Regions from separate parts of the Homo sapiens genome. Here all the other regions are linked to region 4. A link is an interaction called in ENCODE POLR2A ChIA-PET data of the cell type or tissue named here. Cell type or tissue: MCF 10A. All regions are shown on one strand. Region 1 overlaps SCNN1B (sodium channel epithelial 1 subunit beta). Region 2 overlaps SCNN1G (sodium channel epithelial 1 subunit gamma). Region 3 overlaps SCNN1B (sodium channel epithelial 1 subunit beta). Region 4 overlaps COG7 (component of oligomeric golgi complex 7). Region 5 has its middle 43 kb from the start of SCNN1B.

The links. ChIA-PET counts read pairs that join two places held together with the same protein. Peaks named below come from ENCODE experiments on the same cell type or tissue, not always from the same donor. Only the 100,000 strongest peaks of a DNase experiment are listed, where the experiment ranks them.
Region 1: POLR2A ChIA-PET joins it to region 4 with 11 read pairs; 3 of 35 experiments call an interaction of 5 or more read pairs at or near these places.
Region 2: POLR2A ChIA-PET joins it to region 4 with 38 read pairs; 8 of 35 experiments call an interaction of 5 or more read pairs at or near these places.
Region 3: POLR2A ChIA-PET joins it to region 4 with 10 read pairs; 7 of 35 experiments call an interaction of 5 or more read pairs at or near these places.
Region 5: POLR2A ChIA-PET joins it to region 4 with 38 read pairs; 2 of 35 experiments call an interaction of 5 or more read pairs at or near these places.

What each region holds. Positions count from the first base shown.
Region 1 is chr16:23,325,334-23,329,333 of GRCh38, forward strand. The region is part of intron 1 of SCNN1B (sodium channel epithelial 1 subunit beta); the gene reads left to right. Among named protein-coding and RNA genes, the nearest start is that of SCNN1B, 25 kb to the left of the region's middle. In MCF 10A, no CTCF peak of the experiment used is centred here; no DNase peak of the experiment used is centred here.
Region 2 is chr16:23,183,374-23,187,373 of GRCh38, forward strand. SCNN1G (sodium channel epithelial 1 subunit gamma) reads left to right here. Exons shown (of 13, transcript NM_001039.4): 2 at 2,855-3,215. The coding sequence starts at 2,899. Among named protein-coding and RNA genes, the nearest start is that of SCNN1G, 2.6 kb to the left of the region's middle. RefSeq lists enhancers at 2,379-2,880, 2,881-3,380. In MCF 10A, no CTCF peak of the experiment used is centred here; no DNase peak of the experiment used is centred here.
Region 3 is chr16:23,360,204-23,364,203 of GRCh38, forward strand. The region is part of intron 4 of SCNN1B (sodium channel epithelial 1 subunit beta); the gene reads left to right. Among named protein-coding and RNA genes, the nearest start is that of SCNN1B, 60 kb to the left of the region's middle. In MCF 10A, no CTCF peak of the experiment used is centred here; a DNase peak (open chromatin) is centred at 2,438.
Region 4 is chr16:23,421,240-23,425,239 of GRCh38, forward strand. COG7 (component of oligomeric golgi complex 7) reads right to left here. Exons shown (of 17, transcript NM_153603.4): 7 at 3,510-3,708. Among named protein-coding and RNA genes, the nearest start is that of COG7, 30 kb to the right of the region's middle. RefSeq lists an enhancer at 3,029-3,574. In MCF 10A, no CTCF peak of the experiment used is centred here; DNase peaks (open chromatin) are centred at 2,452 and 3,532.
Region 5 is chr16:23,257,327-23,261,326 of GRCh38, forward strand. No RefSeq gene overlaps it. Among named protein-coding and RNA genes, the nearest start is that of SCNN1B, 43 kb to the right of the region's middle. In MCF 10A, no CTCF peak of the experiment used is centred here; DNase peaks (open chromatin) are centred at 1,155 and 1,705.

The DNA of each region.
Region 1 (4,000 bases), 96 kb before region 4:
TCAGCTCATTGCAACCTCCGCCTCCCAGGTTCAAGTGACTCTCCTGCCTCAGCCTCCCGAGTTTTTGGGATTACCTTCCTGCACCACCATGCCCAGCTAATTTTTGCATTTTCAGTAGAGACGGGATTTCACCATGTTGGCCAGGCTGGTCTCAAACCTTTGACCTCAAGTGATCTGCTCACTTCAGCCTCCCAAAGTGCTGGGATTACAGGTATGAGCCACCGTGCCCAGCCTCTTTTTTGAATTTTTTTTTAAACTATAAAAGTAATACAATTTTGGAAAACAGGTACAAATATCAGAATGCAAGTTGAAATGCGCATCCGATCTTAACTTCTTATACAAACCCCTGTTCTGCCAAATAGTAGAAACTTAATTCCAACCCATCCAGCATCTCCCCAGATCCTTACACCAGGGTTGTACCTAAATTCAAGGAAGGAGGCTGGACATGGAGGCTCACATCTGTAATCTCAACACTTTGAGAGGTCGAGGCGGAAGGATTTCTTTAGACCATGAGTTTGAGACCAGCCTGGGCAACATAGTGAGACCCTGTCTCTAATAAATAAATAAATAAATAAATAAATAAATAAATATAAATAAAAGCCACACAGCTGTAGTCTCAGCTACTTAGCTACTCGGGAGACTGAGGTGGGAATATCTCTTGAGCCAGGGAGTTTGAGGCTGCAGTGAGCTATGATTGCACCACTGCACTCCAGCCTGGGCAACAGAGCAAGACCTTGTCTCTAAAATAAACAAAACAAAAAAATTCTTGGAAGCTTAACTTTTTTTTTTAAGTCTGTATTTCCTGCTTCCCTACAACTATCTTTGCCTAACAATAGATTTTTTCATATACTTAGAATCCTGGTTTTTTTCAAGCAGCATTCTATTATAAGCTTTTTTCCATTTTGCTATTAAAAATTATCTTCTCATTTATTACTTTTATGATGCAAGCAATATATGTTCATTGTAGGAAAGTTACAAAGCACAGATAAACTAAAACAATTTCTTAAAAATAACTCAAGATCCTGCTACCCAGAGATAATCATTATAAACGTTCTGGTTAATGCCATCTGTGTTATTTTTCCTATGCACATAGATGCATATAAACCCACATGGTTTTTTTGTTTTTTGTTTTGTTTCTTTGTTTGTTTTGAGACAGAGTCTCACTCTGTCACCCAGGCTGGAGTGCTGTGGTGTGATTTCGGCTCACTGCAAACTCTGCCTCCCAGGGTCAAGCAATTCTCCTGCCTTAGCCTCCCGAGTAGCTGGGATTATAGGTGTGCGCCACCATGCCCAGCTAATTTTTTTTGTATTTTTAGTAGAGACAGGGTTTCATCATGTTGGCCAGCCTGGTTTCAAACTCCTGGCCTCAAGTGATCCACCTGCCTCAGCCTCCCAAAGTGCTAGGATTACAGGTGTGAGCCACCACACTCAGTCATTATTTTTTATTTTTACAAATTTATGGGGAACAAATGCAGTTTTGCTACATGGATATACTGCCTAGTGGTGACGTCTGGGTTTTCAGTGTAACAGTGTACAGCGTACCCATTAGGTAATTCCTCATTCCTAACCCCTCTCCTACTCTCTCAAGTCTCCAGTGATTATTATGTTCTTTTATTGCTATTGCCCAGGCTGGAGTGCAGTGGTGCAATCATAGCTCACCACAGCCTCAAACTCCCAGACTCAAGCAATCTTCCCGCCTCAGCCTTCCAAGAAGCTGGGACTACAGGCATGCATCACTATGCTCAGCTAACGTTTTTATTTTTTGTAGAGGTGGGATCTCGCTATATTGCCCTGGATGGTCTCAAACTCCTGGCCTCAAGTGATCCTCCCACCTTGACCTCTCAAAGTGCTGGGATTACAGACAGGAGCCACCATGCCTGGCCTAACATAGTTTTTTTAAAAAAACAAAAATAATTGGCTGGGAATGGTGGCTCACGCCTGTAATCCCAGCACTTTGGGAGGCCAAGACAGGCAGATCACCTGAGGCCAGGAGTTCAAGATCAGCCTGGCCAACATGGTGAAACCTCCATCTCTACTAAGAATACAAAAATTAGCCAGGCATGGTGGTGCACGCCTGTAATCCCAGCTACTCAGGAGGCTGAAGCAGAGAGAATCACTTGAACCCAGGAGGTGGAGGTTGCAGTGAGCCAAGATTGCGCCATTGCACTCCAGCCTGGGAGGCAGAGCAAGACTCCATCTCAAAAATGATAATAATAATAATAATAACTAACCATTTTTCTTAATGGCTCCCCAATACCTCATTGTGTGCCTGTATCGTAGTTTGTGGAACCCTTCTGCTCTTGCATGTTTAAGGTTTCTTGCCATGAGTGTCTGTATCCATACAGAGAAGCTGGGCAGAGAGGATTTAGCCATCGCAAAATGTGGTCACCTCTCAAACCAAAATGTGGTGCTTGGCTAGCAGGTGAACAAGAAAATGACAAACCAGGAGCCCTTCTGGCCTCATGACAAGATGGGTCCTCCAAAGGCCAGATGTACACTTGTTTTTCCTTGAAAAGGACATTCACAAAGAAAAGAATAAACAGGAAGGTTTTCCTCACAGCTATGACCACATCTTCTGTCTTAGAGTTTGGGGTCTTCCGGATCAGTTGGCAAGACATGTGTCAGGCTGCTGGGATGGAGGCCTATATCATCCTAGAGCCAGCAGTGGAGAAACCCACAGAACAAGTCTTGTAAGGAAGCCGCCAAGCATGGCAGCTGGGGCCGAGGGGTCAGTAGGGCCAGTTGTCTTTAAGTCACAAGTGGGAAGGTGTTTTATCTAATCTGGTGAGTTTACAAGACAAGAAAGGATCTTTGCTGAATCTGTCACCCCACGCAGAGTGGCATGTGCAGATGGCTTTTAGATAGTGCACAGACAATTGCTTTTCATCTCATTAGTAATTATTTATGTTGAGGGGTATTAGAAAACATATATAATTAGTAGCATCCAACCTGTGATTTTGTGGACATTCTTGCTTAGGACAAAACTAAAGTAGATATTTAAGTAAAAAACAAGAGTGAGTCAACTTAAAGAAAGATATTAAGTAAATGATAGTATAATTGGTTCCCAGGGACAGCCCAGATCATGATGGGCACGAAGTCCATCCTTGTACATCTCAAAGTCAGCCCTTGTGCATTAAGTACTTAGTCCCTGAGAATAGAAAGACAGCCAGCAATCTTTCACTCCAATCTTTGGTCTGTCTTTGCTACAAGAGGCCTCTGTTTTCAGAGACAGCTTCTCAGAGCTTCTTAACAAGCATGAGCTGGACTCAAGAACCCAGGAGGTACTGGAAACAGGCAGTCAGCACAGATGCAACATCTGAGTTCCTAAAATTCGGAAGTGGGTCAGGTCAGTTTCAAACATGGAAGTCCTGTCCTGCAACAATTTGGTTAAATGCCTCTGAATCGTGGGTGGTGGTTTCGCCACCCATGCTATACCTTGAGCGTTTATTTTTGAAGTGAGTTTTTGTTTGTTTGTTTTTTGAGACAGGGTCTCGCTCTGTCACCCAGGCTGGAGGGCAGTGGCATGATCATGGCTCACTGCAGCCTTGAACTCCTGGACTCAAGTGATCCTCCGACCTCAGCCTCCTGAGTTGTTGGGACTACAGGCACGCACCACCATACCCAGTTCATTTTTTAAGATTTTTTTTGTAGAGAGACGGTCACGCTGTCTTGCCCAGGCTGGTCTTGAACTCCTGGGCTCAAGCGATCTTCCAACCTCGGCCTCCCAAAGTGCTGGGATTACAGGCATGAGCCACCATGCCTAGCTTGTTTATTATTATCATTATTATTATTATTAGAGACAGGGTCTCGCTCTGTCCCCCAGGCTGGAGTGCAATGGTGCAATCATGGCTCACTGCAGCCTCATCGGTTTGGGCTCAAGGGATCCTCTCACCTCAGCCTCCTGAGTAGCTGGGACTATAGGTGTGTGCCACCAAACATGGCTAATTTTTGTATTTTTTTGTTTCACCAACATGGTTTCACTGTATTGCCCAGACTGGTC
Region 2 (4,000 bases), 240 kb before region 4:
AGTTCAAGTGATTTCTGCACAGGACTCGCCCTTCGGGACGGGCACTGATCGGGAACTCTCCGGTCCAGCGAACCCAACGCTAGACTTGGGGCAAATCTCTCATCCCTCTCCAAGCTTTGGGGTCCTGCACTGTGGGATGGGGGACAGGCAAAGTCGGTGGTAGGTGAGGAGGGGGTGCACGGAGCCGCTGCGATGAGCCAGGGCCCTGGAATTCTAAAGAATCCTTCAAATCCTTTCTACCTGTGTGGTCTTGGGCAAATTACCTAACCTCTGTGCCTCAGTTTCCTTCTCTGTGAAATGGGCCAAGTAATAGCACCTCATATAACTGTAGTGAGGATTAAATCAGGTAGTGTGTGAAAAGGACTGAGTGGGATGCCTGGGAGTACAGAAAGGGATCAATAAGTGATAGCTGCCATTATTGCTGCTTTCCCTGCTGCTGTTATTATTATTAATGATTGAAGAGCAGCCTAGTTAGTCGTTAAAGGGACTCCTAGGTGCAAATCCCAGCTCAGCCACTTTCTAGTGTGACCTTGGGCAAGCTACTTAACCTGTCAGCGTCTGTTTCATTTGTACAATGGAGGTGGTTGTGATACCTACCTCAGACGATTATCGTGAAAATTAAATGAGGTGACAGCTGCAAAGTACTTAGAAGAGTAAGTGCTGGGTATCAGCTAGTAATTCTTCCACCAAGGGTATCACATTGGCTCAGGCTGCATAATCTAATGGTAGCTACAGTCTTGTTTTGCTTTGAAGTTGAAATATTATTTATATGAATATTTTATCTGTTTTGCAAAGAGCAAGATCAGTTCCCTTCCTTCACTTGGGGGCTCCTCTGACATTGTCGACTGATCCATTGGGGTCAAGGTCGGTTCTGGGGAAGGGGCTGATGGGGCAGAGGTACCCCTGAGAGCTGGGGATAGGAGCTTCCAGAATCACAGCTTCTGTTGAACATTCACAGAGGAGGGCTGCAGTTTTATTTGACAAGCAATTGAACCTGGACCTAGATTTTAAAAACAAACTCTCGCTAATTTTTTTCTTTCTTTCCTTCTTCTTTATTTCATTTTTTATTTTTTTGGATTGTAGTGAGGGAGGAGGTAAGGATAGGCAATATTTTAAGTGATAAAAAAATAAATTATATTCCTCTTGCCCAGAGGCTACTAGCATCATTTTGATGGTGTTCTTCATCCCAGCAAAATCATATCAATCTATGGAGGGTTTAGAGCAGTTTGTCTGCTCTGGACATCTCACCTCCATGCCCAGCACTCCATTTCCTTTCCATCTGAGGCCTTAAACCCACTAGCATCATAAGCTTGGAAGCCTCCTAGCTTTGCCCCAGCTTCCAATTTTAGCCCATATTTCATGGGTTCAGGGTGGGAAAAAAAGACATAACTCTGCAGGTTCCGAATACTGCCTAAAAATCTTGATGGGGCACATCGAAGTCACAGACATGGGTCCTCTCTGGTCCTGGGGACCACCCTGTATGCCCTAGGATATGTCCTAATTTGCCTTTGTCACTGTAGAAGGCATAGGACGACACAGTTTTCATATATCCCCCACCCCCAATACTAGTGCTCACAAGTCTTGGGAAGTGGTCATGTGCACTGTTCAGAGTTTGGAAATTAAATAGCTGTGTTCCTTCTCTTTCCTCCTACCTTTAGTTCTTGGTATTGTTAATTAACTCCCTGCACCCAGCGTACTACCAGGCCCCTCAAAGGCGTATGCCATAGCGGTGAAGGCTGCAGGGTTCCATCCAGCTCCTCCACTAACCAGCTGCATCATCTTACACAAGATATTCAACCTCTCTGAGCCCATTTTTCTCCTCTGTAACATGGATATAATAATAGCATGCCTACTTCATGGAATTATTGAAACACAAAAGGAAATATATGTAGGCTATGTGTATATTTATAGAGAGAGACAAATTTACTTATGAGACTAATGAGACTATATATTATAAACATGAAATGAGTTTTTATGTAGTATATTAGTTCATTTCTAAAATTATTTCTCATTGTAAAGTTTGTATAGTTGAGATGCATCGTGCACATTGATGAATGTGATAATTTGCCTTCCAATACTGGTACTCTCCCCCAAAGCTGTTATTAAATCAAGGGCATTCTCTAAATTAATGGTATCTTAGAATCAAGGAAATATGGCACAATGCCTGGCAAACACTAAGTGGCCAATAGTTGCAGGTTATTGTTACATCAGGTGATCTAGAAACATTAAGAGCTTGACTGTAAAGAGAAGAAACAAAAGAGAAATCGTTTCACTTATAATAAAGCCTCAGAGAAAAGGCTGGGGAAAATGCAGCCAGGAACATGATCTAAGGTGGCTGCCGGGAAATTTTCTTGGCAGATTTCATCTGTCAGTTACAATCTGCCGAGCACTGCTCTGTGCCAGACACTGTGCTAGGAACCAGGGGGCATAATGAGATAGGAATGCTGCCCTTGAGGAAGGCGGGCTACTGGAGGTGATAAGGCACGGGTACCCCTGCCTGATAAGAGAGCTGATGGGGCTGCTTCCAGAGTTCCTGCCCAGGAACCCGGGGAAAGGTCCTGCAGCCTGTCCAGCCAGCGCTTCGCAGGTTGCACCTCACCCAGCCCCCGCACGGCTAGGCCTGGGGGCCGTAAGAGAAGTAGGCAGCTTCTCTGGCAGCTGTGGTGGCCAAAAACAAACGTCCCGTGGAAAAGGGGCCAAGGATTCAGAATGCAAAGTGCCTAAGCCACAGAGGAACAGAGGAAGGAGGTCTCTAAGGGCGCATGGACTGGTGTTTCCCAGACTGTGGTCTCCAGGGACACACTAGCCGGCTAGTGCCTGCCAGCTCACCTGCTTCTCTTCTTTGCCCCTCCAGCACGCCCGTCCTCAGAGTCCCGTCCTCAAAGTCCCATCCTCGCCATGGCACCCGGAGAGAAGATCAAAGCCAAAATCAAGAAGAATCTGCCCGTGACGGGCCCTCAGGCGCCGACCATTAAAGAGCTGATGCGGTGGTACTGCCTCAACACCAACACCCATGGCTGTCGCCGCATCGTGGTGTCCCGCGGCCGTCTGCGCCGCCTCCTCTGGATCGGGTTCACACTGACTGCCGTGGCCCTCATCCTCTGGCAGTGCGCCCTCCTCGTCTTCTCCTTCTATACTGTCTCAGTTTCCATCAAAGTCCACTTCCGGAAGCTGGATTTTCCTGCAGTCACCATCTGCAACATCAACCCCTACAAGTAAGAGGCATGAGCAGGGAAACGCGAGTAGGGAGCCAGGCCCCCCACAGAGGCCAAAGCCCCTCCCGAAAGTGACACACTGGCAGCCTGGAGGTCGATTCCAGCCTACAAATGTGCTTTCTAGAAATTTGAATTTGTTGCTAACGCTGGTAAACAGCCCCCTCCCCAGTTCTAAATCTGTATGTACCAAGTTTTCAGACCATCAGTGACTTGTTTTTTTTCTTTTCTTTTTCCTTTTTTGAGATGGAGTTTCGCTCTTGTTGCCCAGGCTGGGATGCAGTGGTGCGATCTCGGCTCACTGCAACCTCCACCTCCCAGGTTCTAACAATCCTCCCGAGTAGCTGGGACTACAGGGGTGTACCACAGCGCCAGGCTAATTTTTTTGTGTTTTTAGTAGAGACAGGATTTCACCATGCTTGGCCAGGCTGGTCTTGAACTCCTGACCTCAGGTGATCCACCCGCCTTGGCCTCCCAAAGTGCTTGGATTACAGGTGTGAGCCACAGTACCTGGCCTTTTCTTTTTTTTTTTTTTTTTTTGGAGGCAGGGTCTCACTCTGTCACCCAAGCTGGAGTGCAGTGGTGCAATCATAGCTCCCTGCAGCCCCGACCTCCTGGGCTCAAGCAATTCTCCTACTGCAGCCTCCTGAGTAGCTGGGACTATAGGCACATGCCACCACATCCAGCTAAAATTTTTTATTTTTTAAGAGATGGGGTCTCGCTATGTTACTCAGGCTGGTCTCAAACTCCTGAGCTCAAGTGGTGCTGCCACTTTGGTCTCTCAAAGT
Region 3 (4,000 bases), 61 kb before region 4:
ATAAATAAATAAATAAATAAATAAACAAATAAATAAATAAATAAAAAGGCTTTTGGCCAGGTGCAGTGGCTCACTTAATCCCAGCACTTTGGGAGGCCAAGGAGGGAGAATCGCTTGAGGCCAGGAGTTTAAGACCAACCTGAGCAACATAGTGAGACCCCCCATCTCTACAAAAAACAATTTTAAAATAACAAAATTAGCCCGGCGTGGTGGTACACACCTGTAGACTCAGCTACTCTGGAGGCTGAGGGGGAAGGATCACTTGAGCCTCGGAGTTTGAGGCTGCAGTGAACCAAGATCACACCACTGCATTCCAGCATTCCAGCCTGGGTGACAGAGTGAGAGTAAAATATAGAGAGAGAGACTTTGTTGTTGGTGGTGGTGGTGGTTTTTTTTTTTTTTTTTTTTTTGAGACGGAGTTTTGTTCTTGCCCCCAGGCTGGAATACAATGGCATAATCTCCACTCACTGCAACCTCTGCCTCCCGGGTTCAAGTGATTATCGTGTCTCAGCCCCCCGAGTAGCTGGGATGACAGGCATGCACCACCACACCTGGCTAATTTTTGGTTTTTGGTTTTTGGTTTTTGGTTTTGTTTTGTTTTGTTTTTTTGAGACAGAGTCTCACTCTGTCGCCCAGGCTGGAGTACAGTGGCACTATCTCGGCTCACCACAAGCTCCGCCTCCCGGGTTCATACCATTCTCCTGCCTCAGCCTCCCGAGTAGCTGGGACTACAGGCAGCCGCCACCACAACCGGCTAATTTTTTGTATTTTTAGTAGAGACAGGGTTTCACTGTGTTAGCCAGGATGGTCTTGATCTCCTGACCTCATGATCCACCCGCCTCAGCCTTCCAAAGTGCTGGGATTACAGGCATGAGCCACTGTGCCCAGCGTAAATTTTGTATTTTTAGTAGAGACAGGGTTTCACCATGTTTGCCAGGCTGGTCTCAAACTTCTGACCTCAGGTTATCTGCTGCCATAGCCTCCCAAAGTGCTGGGATTACAGGCATGAGCCACTGCGCCTGGCCTAGAGAGACTTTTTATCGAGGAATAGTTTTAGATTTACAGAAAAACCACAGCCTCCAACTCCTGGACTCAAGTGATCCTCCCTCCTCAGCCTCCAAAAGTACTAGGATTACAGATGTGAGCCACTGTGCTGGCCTTTGCTCTGTACTTTGGAAAGGAGTCACTAAATTCAGACTACGCTCAGGGGAAGGGGAAGGGAGTGGCCAGTGGGAAAGGAGCATTGAGCTCCACCCCTCCTAGAGAGAAGAATATATATTATTTGGAATTCTTCTGTAAAGGAAGATTTGTCTCATCTCCTCCATTTATTTATTTATTCCATCATTTATTGACACAGTATGGACTCCTGTAGATTTAGGTTGTAATCCAATTCCTTGTTATCTATTCTCTTGCTTAAATTCTTCTAGCTTTGGCCACTCTGTCAGTTAGCACCTGTGTGCCTTTGATATGTCCTCACCTGGGTGGGTTTTTTAACTTTTGCCTACTTTCTGGCACTACAGGATGCCCCCGCCCTAGAATCAGCCATTTCTCTAAAGAGCTCTGTTTGGTTTTTTGGTTGTTTTGTTTGTTTGTTTGTTTTTGTTTTTGTTTTTTTTGAGATGGGATCTCACTCTGTTGTCCATACTGGAGTGCAGTGACACAATCGCGTGCCCGATTAATTTTTTTATTTTGTAGAGATGGGGTCTCCCTATGTTGCCCAAGCTGGTCTCAAACTCCTGGCTCAAGCAATCTTCCCACTTCAGCCCCCTAAAGTGCTGGGATTACAGGAGAGAGCCAACAAGACTTGCCCAAGCTCTGGTTTTTTAAATTGAAGAATGGTATTTAGAAACCAAGATCTGGGCCAAGCATGGTGGCTTATGTATGTAATCCCAGCACTTTGGGAGGCCGAGGTGGAAGGATTGCCTAAGCCCAGGAGTTTGACACCGGTCTGGCCAACATGGCAAAACCCCATCTCTACTAAAAATACAAAAATTAGCCGGGTGTGTTGGCATGCACCTGTAATCCCAGCTACTAGGGAGGCTGAGGCAGGAGAGTCACTTGAACCTGGGAGGCAGAGGTTGTATAGAGCCAAGATCATGCCACTGCACTCCAGCCTGAGCAATCTCAAAAAAAAAAAAAATAAAGTTAAATAAAATTTAAAAATAAAGAAACCAAGATCTGGGCATATATAAGCATTATTATTACTATGGTTGTTGTTGTTTCAGGGATTATCCAACTAGTTTCTGCCCTGGAAAGTCTTTCCTGACCTCTGACCACACAACAGTGGTTATACTGCTTCCTGCTAGGATGCTCTATTTCCCAGTCTTTTCTGGAGGCTCACTGGTCTCTGTCTGCATGCCTGGCTCCCAGCCCAGCAGAGATTTCTGTAGGGAAACACCTGGCTCTGGAATCAGAGGCAGCCAGTCCTGGGAGCAGCCTCTCTGGGTGAAGAGTATTATCAACAAGCAAATAGTTGGCACGCACGTGGAGACCAAGAGCATGGCGCGGGCAGGAGGGGACCTGGCCACACCCCATGCAGCCTCCTGCTCCTGGGCTGCATCTGACCAAGACAGTTCCTTGGGAACACTGTGTCCCCATGCCCTGGGGCGAGGTCTCTCCTTCAAGAGCAGGGCCTGGATTGAGCTGGTTTGCTCTGCTCTGTTCTTTTCCTGTGGCCACAGCCCTGATCCCACAGTTTATAGACTCCATGGTGCCCGCCCAGAGCTATTTCTTCCCTCTGGGGCTTTGCCTGTGTTGTGTCCCTGCCTGGTGAGCCCTTTCTCCTCCCTACCCTGTAGACTTAGCCATCGCTTACTTGTTCATAAAGTCTCAGCTCAGGCCTCCCCTCCTCCAGGAAACCTTCCCTGACTCGCTCCCCACTCTCCACTGGGACTTGGGTGTCACTTCTCCATACTTATCTCTGTCGATGCTCTTATCGCCTATTGTAATTTATTCATCAAATATTTACTGAGTGTCTGTGTGCTCTGTACCAGACCCTGGGCATGGAGCTGTGAACAGTAGCAGCCAAGATTTTTTGAGTATTACAGTATGCTAGGCATCCACCCCTTGCCGCAGTCATGTAGGTAGTATTATCTGGTGTTACAAATGGGGAAAGTGAGGCACGAAGACGTGATGTAACCATCCCAAAGCTCACCAGCTGCTAAGGGACACAGCCAGAATTGAAATCAAGCAGGCTGGCTCTGTGGCCTGTGCTCTTGACCTCTGAGCTCTTCTCCTTCCAGACAGACAAGGTCATGCTCCCTCCCCGGGCTTATGTTCTAAGCAGGAGACAGCTAAGTGAGCAATTAAATCAAGAAGATAATTTCAGGCCAGGCACAGTGGTGGATGCCTATAATCCCAGCATTTAGGGAGGCTGAGGCCAGAAGATCACTTGAGGCCAGGAGTTCAAGACCAGCCTGGGCAACATAGCAAGACCCCATCTCCACAAAAAATTTTACAAATTAGCTGGGTGTGGTGGCACATGCCTGTAGTCCCAGCTACTCAGGAGGCTGAGGCAGGAGAATATCTTAAGGCCAGGAGTTTGAGGCTGCAGTAAGCTATGATCACGCCATTGCACTCCAGCCTGGGCAACAGAGTGACACCCTGTCTCTACCAAAAAAAAAAAGGAAGCTGATTTCAGATTCTGATGTATCTGATAAAGAAGATAATCAACTGGTTGAAGGGCCAGGTGCAGTGACTCACCCTGTAATCCTAGCACTTTGGGAGGCCAAGGCAGGTGGATCACCTGAGGTCAGGAGTTCAAGACCAGCCTGACTAACATGGTGAAACCCTGTCTCTACTAATAATACAAAAATTAGCCAGGCGTGGTGGCGCATACCTGTAATCCCAGCTACTCAGGAGGCTGAGGCAGGAGAATCACTTGAACGGGGAGGCAGAGGCTGTAGTGAGCTGAGATCATGCCACTACACTCCAGCCTGGGCAACAAGAGTGAAACTCCATCTCAAAATAAATAAATAAATAAATATAAATAAACTGGTGG
Region 4 (4,000 bases):
GTAAAATTAAAAGTTAGGCAATATATTTACAACATATTTGATAAGCAATGGTAAAAATTCCTCACTATATAAGGATCTTTCAGGAATATGCACCAAATTTGTAACAGTGGTTAAAGTGGGATTATAGGAGAGTTATTTTGTGTCACAGATTTCTATATCATTAATTCTTATAATACATATTTTGTTGCTTTTTATAATATATTTAATAATATATTATTTTAAATAAATTGCTCTTATAAATTAACCAGAAATAGGTTAAACTCCCAAACAGAATAACAGGCTAAAGAATAAGCAATTCAAAAGAGAAAAGATACTTTTTATCATGTAACTTTCAAACTTGCTAATAACCAAAGTGAAAAACTAAAATGGCATATCAGTAATTGTCTAAGAACCTGGCAATGACAGGAGAAAAAAAGAATCTAGTGCTGGTGAGGGGATGGCAACACAGGCACCTTCGTTCACTACTGATAGATACAAAAACAGGTCTAAAGAACAAAATGTGTCAGGAGGCTGAGGAAGGAGAATGGCATGAACCCAGGAGGTGGAGGCTTCAGTGAGCCGAAATTGTGCCACTGCACTCCCGCCTGGGCAACAGAGTGAGACTCCATCTCAAAAAAAAAAAAAAAAAAAAGAACAAAATGTGACAAGTATCTTCAAAGTTTTCATTTCTGAGCAACTGCAAATTTAAACTTATCCTAAGGAATAATCGGAGCTAGGCTCAAAAACTAATGTATAAAACAGTTCATTATAGTTTTATATATCATAGTGATTAAAAATGGTAGTAAATTGGCCAGGTGTGGTAGCTCACACCTGTAATCCCAGCACTTTGAGAGGCCAAGGCAGGAGAATCACTTGAGCCTAGGAGTTTGAGATCAGCCTGAGCAAAATAGGAAGACCCTGTCTCTACAAAAAATTTTTAAAAATGAGTCAGCCTTGGTGGCATGTGCCCGTGGTCTCAACTACTCAGGAGACTGAGTTCAGAGAATCACTTGAGCCCAGAAGGTTCAAGGCTACAGTAAGCTGTGATAGTGTCACTGCACTCTAACCTGGGCGACAGAGCAAGACCCTGTCTCAAAAAAACAAAAAAAAAATAAAGACAACAAAACTATGTCTTAGGAAAACATTTAATGACATAAGAAAATGCCCATTATATTATTTTGAGCATTTCAAAAAATGAAAATATAAGACTGTCTACAACCAATATTTTAAGATATTTTGTATATATTATATAACATATATTATTACATGTAAATATATAAAAGTATTTAATATATTTAATATGTTATGTATTTATTACATAATATTTATATGGTAGATATTAAGTATATTAATATTTGTGAACAATGTATATTTATATTTGTATTACTGGAAGCAAATAATGTTGTTGGTGGCTCTGACTGATGAGTTTATGGATTGTTCTTGCTCTCTTTTTATTTTTGTGTGTGTTTCCAAAAAATTTTTAAGTTAAAAGAAAAACTAAAACTCTTTTGGAAAACCTCAGGGAGAATCATTAGTAATCTAGGTCAGGTGTGGTGGCTTACACCTGTAATCTCAGTACTTTGGGAGGCCAAGATGGGTGGATTGCTTGAGGCAAGGAGTTTGAGACCAGCCTGGCCAACATGGTGAAACCTCGTCTCTACTAAAAATACAAAAAAATTAGCCAGGTGTGGTAGTGTGTGCCTGTAATCCCAACTACTCAGAAGGCTGAGGCAGGAGAATTGCTTGAACCTGGGAGGCAGAGGTTGCAGTGAGCCAAGATCACGCCACTGCACTCCAGCCTGGGCAACAAAGCAAGTCTCTGTCTCAAAAAAAAAAAAAAAAAAAATGAAATCTAAAGTCCCAGCCAGGCATGGTGGCTCACACCTGCTGTAATCCCAGCACTTCAGGAGGCTGAGGCGGGTCGATCACCTGAGGTCATGAGTTCGAGACCAGCCTGGCCAACATGGCGAAACCCCATCTCTACTAAAAAATACAAAAATTAGCCTGGTGTGGTGGCACACACCTGTAGTCCCAACTATTCAGGAGGCTGAGGCAGGAGAATTGTTTGAACCCAGGAGGTGGAGGTTACAGTGAGCCAAGATCACACCGCTGCACTCCAGCCTGGGCGAGAGTGAGACTCGTCCCATGGCTGACTAGCAAAGCACTTCCAGATCTGTCTCAAGGGTGGTTCTCTTCCCCACTACATCCATCCCCAGGGGAAGGATGCAGCCATTCCTTGCTCCACCTTCGTCCCACTGTGCTGCAGCAACTCGCCTTAGCCCAGCTCTCTCAACTCTCCTTAGCCACTTCCACAAAGGCATCACGGTCCCTTGGAAGCTTCCCCATCCACTGGGCCTTTCCCATAACTAAGGCCTGACCTGTGAGCATGCCAAAAACACCGATGAGTCATCAGGAATCCGAACAATAAACACACTCCCTGGAACGTACAAGGCAATTATACACAGATGTAATTAAAGAGAAGAACTATTAAATAAACCAAGTCAGTGACACACAGCCGCCGAACAGCAGAACAAGGCCTTCCTGAAGCAATTTCCTGATTTGACAGCAACATGCGTCACGGGGTCTGTGTTCTTTAAAAATTTATAAAGCTTTTAACATAGACGGGAAAGAGCTTGGAGAGCATCACACACCAGGCACTGTTTACCCAAATGGGAGTAAGGGGTGCTCTGCTCTCAGTCGGCCACCGGGGAAAGCCCATTTTCTCTACAACCACCTGTAGTCCTAACACAGCTCCCCTGCCCTGGGACACTTGCTGTTGCTCCTTCAAAAAGCCCCTGTAGGCTGGGCACAGTGGCTCATGCCTGTAATCCCAGCACTTTGGGAGGCCGAGGCGGGCAGATCACCTGAGGTCAGGAGTTCGAGACCAGCCTCAACATGGAGAAACCCAATCTCTACTAAAAATACAAAATTAGCCAGGCGTGGTGCTGCATGCCTGTAATTCCAGCTACTTGGGAGGCTGAGGCAGGAGAATTGCTTGAACCTAGGAGGTGGAGGTTGTGGTGAGCCAAGATCGTACCATTGCACTCCAGCCTGGGCAACAAGAGCGAAACTCCATCTCAAAAAAAAAAAAAAAAAAAAAGCCCTTGTAGCCTGTTTGTTCTCTAAAACTGACTTTTGAGGTTGAAATGTCTGAGGCTTCGTGATGACTTCAAAGGATAAGCACACTTGCCTCCTGGTGTAATCTGCCGCCAACTCTTTGCCATAACATCTACCTGCCTCACTGTGATGCCTCTTTTATATCCCAAGCCCCACAGAGGTGTCCATCACTTCCCCAGAGCATGTAAGGCACCCAGGCAGCACTGGAGCCAGGCAAAGATATTAAACAACTATTTCCTTGATGGCAATGTTTTTTCATGGAAAAGCCCTCCACATCTGCTGAGAAGGAAAACACCGATCCCTTCCATTTCTGTAAAATCAGTCATCTGAAAAGGCAAACAAATCCAGGCCCCAGAAGCTTCAGAAAGAGCGAGTAAAGACAAGCTAGAGAACTGGCAGGAAGGAATGTTTACGTAGGTGGGGGAGCAGTGCCATCTCCAAGCCCTTGGCGAAGTGGGCGGTGGCGTCGTAGAACTCCAGCAGCCTGGTGAGCTCCTGCTCGGGCCCTGCCCTCTCCACGCCGTTGCTGAGGCAGGAGGGCAGCGAGGGCATGAGGGCCCCCAGGGTCTGAATCAGCAGCACCATTACCACCTCGTGGGGCTTCTGGAAAACCTGCAGTGAGAGAGAGGTGTACCTGCCTTAGCACATGGAGCCAAATAGGAGCCCACCTTTTTTAAAAAACTTTTTTGAGATGCCAGGCACGGTGGCTTATGCCTATAATCCCAGCACCTTGGGAGGCCAAGGAAGGTGGATCACTTGAAGCCAGGAGTTCAAGACCAGCTTGGCCAACACGGCAAGACCCTGTCTCTACTAAAAATACAAAAATTAGCCGGGTGTGATGGCGCATGCCTGTAATCCCACCTATTCGGGAAGCAGAGGCAGGAGAATCACTTGAACCCGGGAG
Region 5 (4,000 bases), 160 kb before region 4:
CCGCACTCAGCTATTATTCTTTTCTTTCTGTTCATTGAATCATTAACTCTGTTTTAGATTTGTTTCCCCAAAAGCAGATCTGGGGATCTGAGACAGAGAATTTATATGAAAGTGATTTTGTTGTTGTTGTTGTTGTTTGGTTTTTGGTTTTGTGGTTTTTTTTTTTTTTTTTCAGAGATGGGGTCTTGCTATGTTGTCCATGCTGGCCTCAAACTCCTGGGCTCAAGAGATCTTCCCACTTCAGCCTGAGTAGCTCGGGCAGCAGGTGGACACCACAAAGCCAGGCTGTGTGAAAGTGATTCATAAGTGTTCCCAGAGAAAATTGGTAGAGAAGTGGAGAAGGGGAATGGGGCGAGAAAGAAGGTTAGACAAAGGTGTGTTATCAAGTAAAGTCACACAGAGGGTAATTGAGGCTTGACCCTCCAGGGGAGCTTTGGGACACTGTGGGTCATTAGGGCAAAGGAACTGGAGGATTTCTATCCCCACACTGTCAGTCATGAGTTAAGGGCTGTCCCCGGGGCATGAAAACTTTCAGGTATTTCTGGTTTTCTTGAACATGCAGGAAAAGCAGGTCCTAGCAGCCTATGTGCAGCCCTCCAGTGAAGGCCAAAGGTACTGGCCATTGGGAGGAAAAGTACACAGAAACCTACAGTGCACAAAAATGGTAAAATAATACAGAGTACAGGAGAGCTGAGAGCATCTGCACATTCTTTCAACAGACTTTTACTGAATATCTATTACATTATAGATGCTGCATGGAAATTGTCCAGGCACAGTCTTTGCCTTCAGCGATCCAGTCCTGATGTCTTTTTTTTTTTTTTTTTTTTTCCCCCACAGCCGGGATCTCACTCTGTCGCCCAGGCTGGAGTGCAGTGGTGTGATCACAGCTCACTTCAGCCTTGAACTCCTGGGCTCAAGCAATCCTCCTGCCTTGGCCTCCCAAAGTGTTGGGATCACAGGCAAGAGCCACCACGCCTGGCCCGGTCCTGATGTCTTGAAGGGGAGACAATTGCACATGAGTTAGTCTTGTTCAGGACGCAAGGTGCAATAGCAGCAGCAGGTAGGAACTCAGAGAGGAAGTGCCCCAACTGTGCCCAAGTGATTCTCGGGCGTGACTTAGGATCTTAAAGGATGACTAAGGGGGAAAAAGGTATTCCTAGCCAAAGGAACAGCATGTACGAAGGCAGAGAAAGAAAGTACACATTTGTTTGGAAATAAGGAGTAGTTTGCTGTAGCTAGAACACAGGGTGTGGGAGAAAGGAAGACAACGGGAAGCCAAGGCTGTAAAGAGAGGCTGGGAAGAAGTGACGAAACATTTTATACCCCGTTAAGGAGACAGTAAAATTTTGAGATGGGCCTACCTGGCCATGATTATAGAGGTATTTAGGAAGAGAGGGTGGCCACATAAACCAGGTACTGGACACCAGGTGTTCTGTCAGCCCAGCATCCACAACCCTAACCAGATCATCCTGTTTCTCTCTCTCTCTCTCTCTCTCTCTCTCTCTCTCATTATAGAGATGGGGTCTCACTATGTTGCCCAGGCTGGTCTCAAACTCCTGGCCTCAAGCCATCCCCCCACCTCAGCTTCCCAAAGTGCTGGGATTACATGGGTGAGCCACTATACCCAGCCCTGTTTCTCTAGGCCTGATGATTGCCAGACAAAGGAGAGTCAGGGCTGGGGCTTTCCTTGGAGAGGTTGGGAAAGAGGTTTGCAGAACTGCACACTGGCTGGAGGGAAGGGCAGCTCAGAGAACAGAGCCAGCAGGTGGAGACATGAGGAACAGCTTCTGTGGACGTCAGCATAGTGCCGGATCCAGTGGACACAGGGATACCAATATTCCCTATGATGATAAATATCAATTAATTCCAATAAGTTTCCTTTTTCTGGCTTAAGCTGGATTGAGTCAGGTTTTTGTCACATTAAATGAATGAGTCCCCATTCATACAGAATATATGGGGATTTTTGTTCTGTGTTGTTTGAGACGGAGTCTTGTTCTGTCGCCCATGCTGTAGTTCAGTGGCGGGATCTCAATTCATTGCAACCTCTGCCTCCTGGGCTCAAGCAATTCTCCTGCCTCAGCCTCCAGAGTATCTAGGATTACAGGCGCCCACTTTTTTGTATGTTTTTGGTAGAGACAGGGCTTCATAATGTTGGCCAGGCTGTTCTCGAACTCCTGACCTCAAGTAATGCCATTCAAGTGCACATCAACTGTTTTGGAGAATGCTGCCAAGGTGGTATTCAGAGGAAAATGCCTAGCCTTAAATACTTTTGTTAATAAAAAAAAAATTCTAAAGTAAGTGGACTATGCATTCAACTCAAGAAATTAGGAAAAGTAAAACAAAAGAAATCAAAAGAAAGTAGAAGGGGAAAATATGTAAAATTAGAAACAGAAGTTGGAGAAGGGAAAGAGGGAAAAGGGCAGACTTGATAGAGGAAAGACCTGCCAGGCGCAGTGACTTATGCCTGTAATCCCAGCACTTTGAGAGGCTGAAGTGGGAGAATTGCTTGAGCCCAGGAGTTCGAGACCAGCCTGGGCAACATGGTGAAACTCCATATCTACAAAAAATACAAAAAGTAGCTGGGTGTGGTGGCTTGCACCTGTGGTCCCAGCTTCTCGAAAGGCTGAGGCTGGAGGATTGCTTGAGCCCAGGAGGTGGAGGCTGCAGTGAGCCGTGATAGCACCACTGCACTCCACCCTGGGTGACAGAGCAAGACTCTGTCAAGAAAGAAAGAGAAAGAAAGAAAGAGAGACAGACAGAGAGAGAGAGAGGGAGGGAGGGAGGGAGGGAGGGAGGGAAGGAAGGAAGGAAGGAAGGAAGGAAGGAAGGAAGGAAGGAAGGAAGGAAGGAAGGAAGGAAGGAAGGAAAAGAAAGAAAGGAAATGAAAGAGAGAGAGAGAGGGAGGCAGCAAGGGAGGGAGGGAGAGAACGAAGGAAGGAAGGAAGGAAGGGAGGAAGGAATGGAGAGAAGGAAGGGGAAAGAGAGAGATTAAAATCAATCAAACTTACAAAGCATCTCAATTAATTTGGAGAGAATAAACATCTTTCCAATACTGAATTGCCACATTCAGGAACATGTCCTAAGCATTGAAGTCTTTATTCAGGCCTTTCTGTATAGGTTTATAGTTTTCTTCAGAAGGGTCTTGCACAGTTTTTTGTTACTATTGTTCCTGAGATATCTTTGAGTTTTCTAGCTTGGAAAACTGGGTGGATAAAGGAATCACTCACAATAGCAACCAAGTCCACAAAATACCCAGGAATCAGTACACTGGGGTGGCCAAGACACTTTTGGGAAACTAACAGGAGCAATGTTGGTGGGCAGGAAACTTACCATACCCAATAGAGAAATCCACTATAAAGTCACAGTCGCTAAAACAGTGTCATATAGCAGCTGTATGTGGTACAGTTATTCAGTGAGATGCCACTTAGCAATAAAAGGAAGCAAACTATTTTTTTTTGAGACAGGGTCTCACTCTGTTGCCCAGGCTGGAGTATAGCAGCATGATCACGGCTCACTGCAGCCTCGACTTACCAGGCTCAAGTGATCCTCCCATCTCAGCCTCATGAGTAGCTGAGGCTACAGATGCACCCCACCATGCCCAACTAATTTTGTATTTTTTGTAGAGACAGGGTCTGACTATGCTGCCCAGGCTGGTTTCAAACTCCTGGGCTCAAGCGATCCTCCTGCCTCAGCCTCCCAAAGTGCTGGAATTACAGCTTTGAGCCACCACGCCCTGGCAAGGTAGCAAATTATTGATACACCCAACAACTTAGAGGAATCTCAAAGACATTACACTGAGTAATTGAAGCCAATCTGGAAAGGTTACCAATTATATTATTCCATTTATGTGACATTCTGGAAAAAAACTATATTAATAGACAACAGATTAGTTACCAGGGTTACAGAGGGAGGATGTGGCTATGTAGGGGTGGCCTGAGGGAGATTTCTGGGGTGATAGTTGTGGTGGTAGTTACACAAATACATACATGTGTTAAAATTC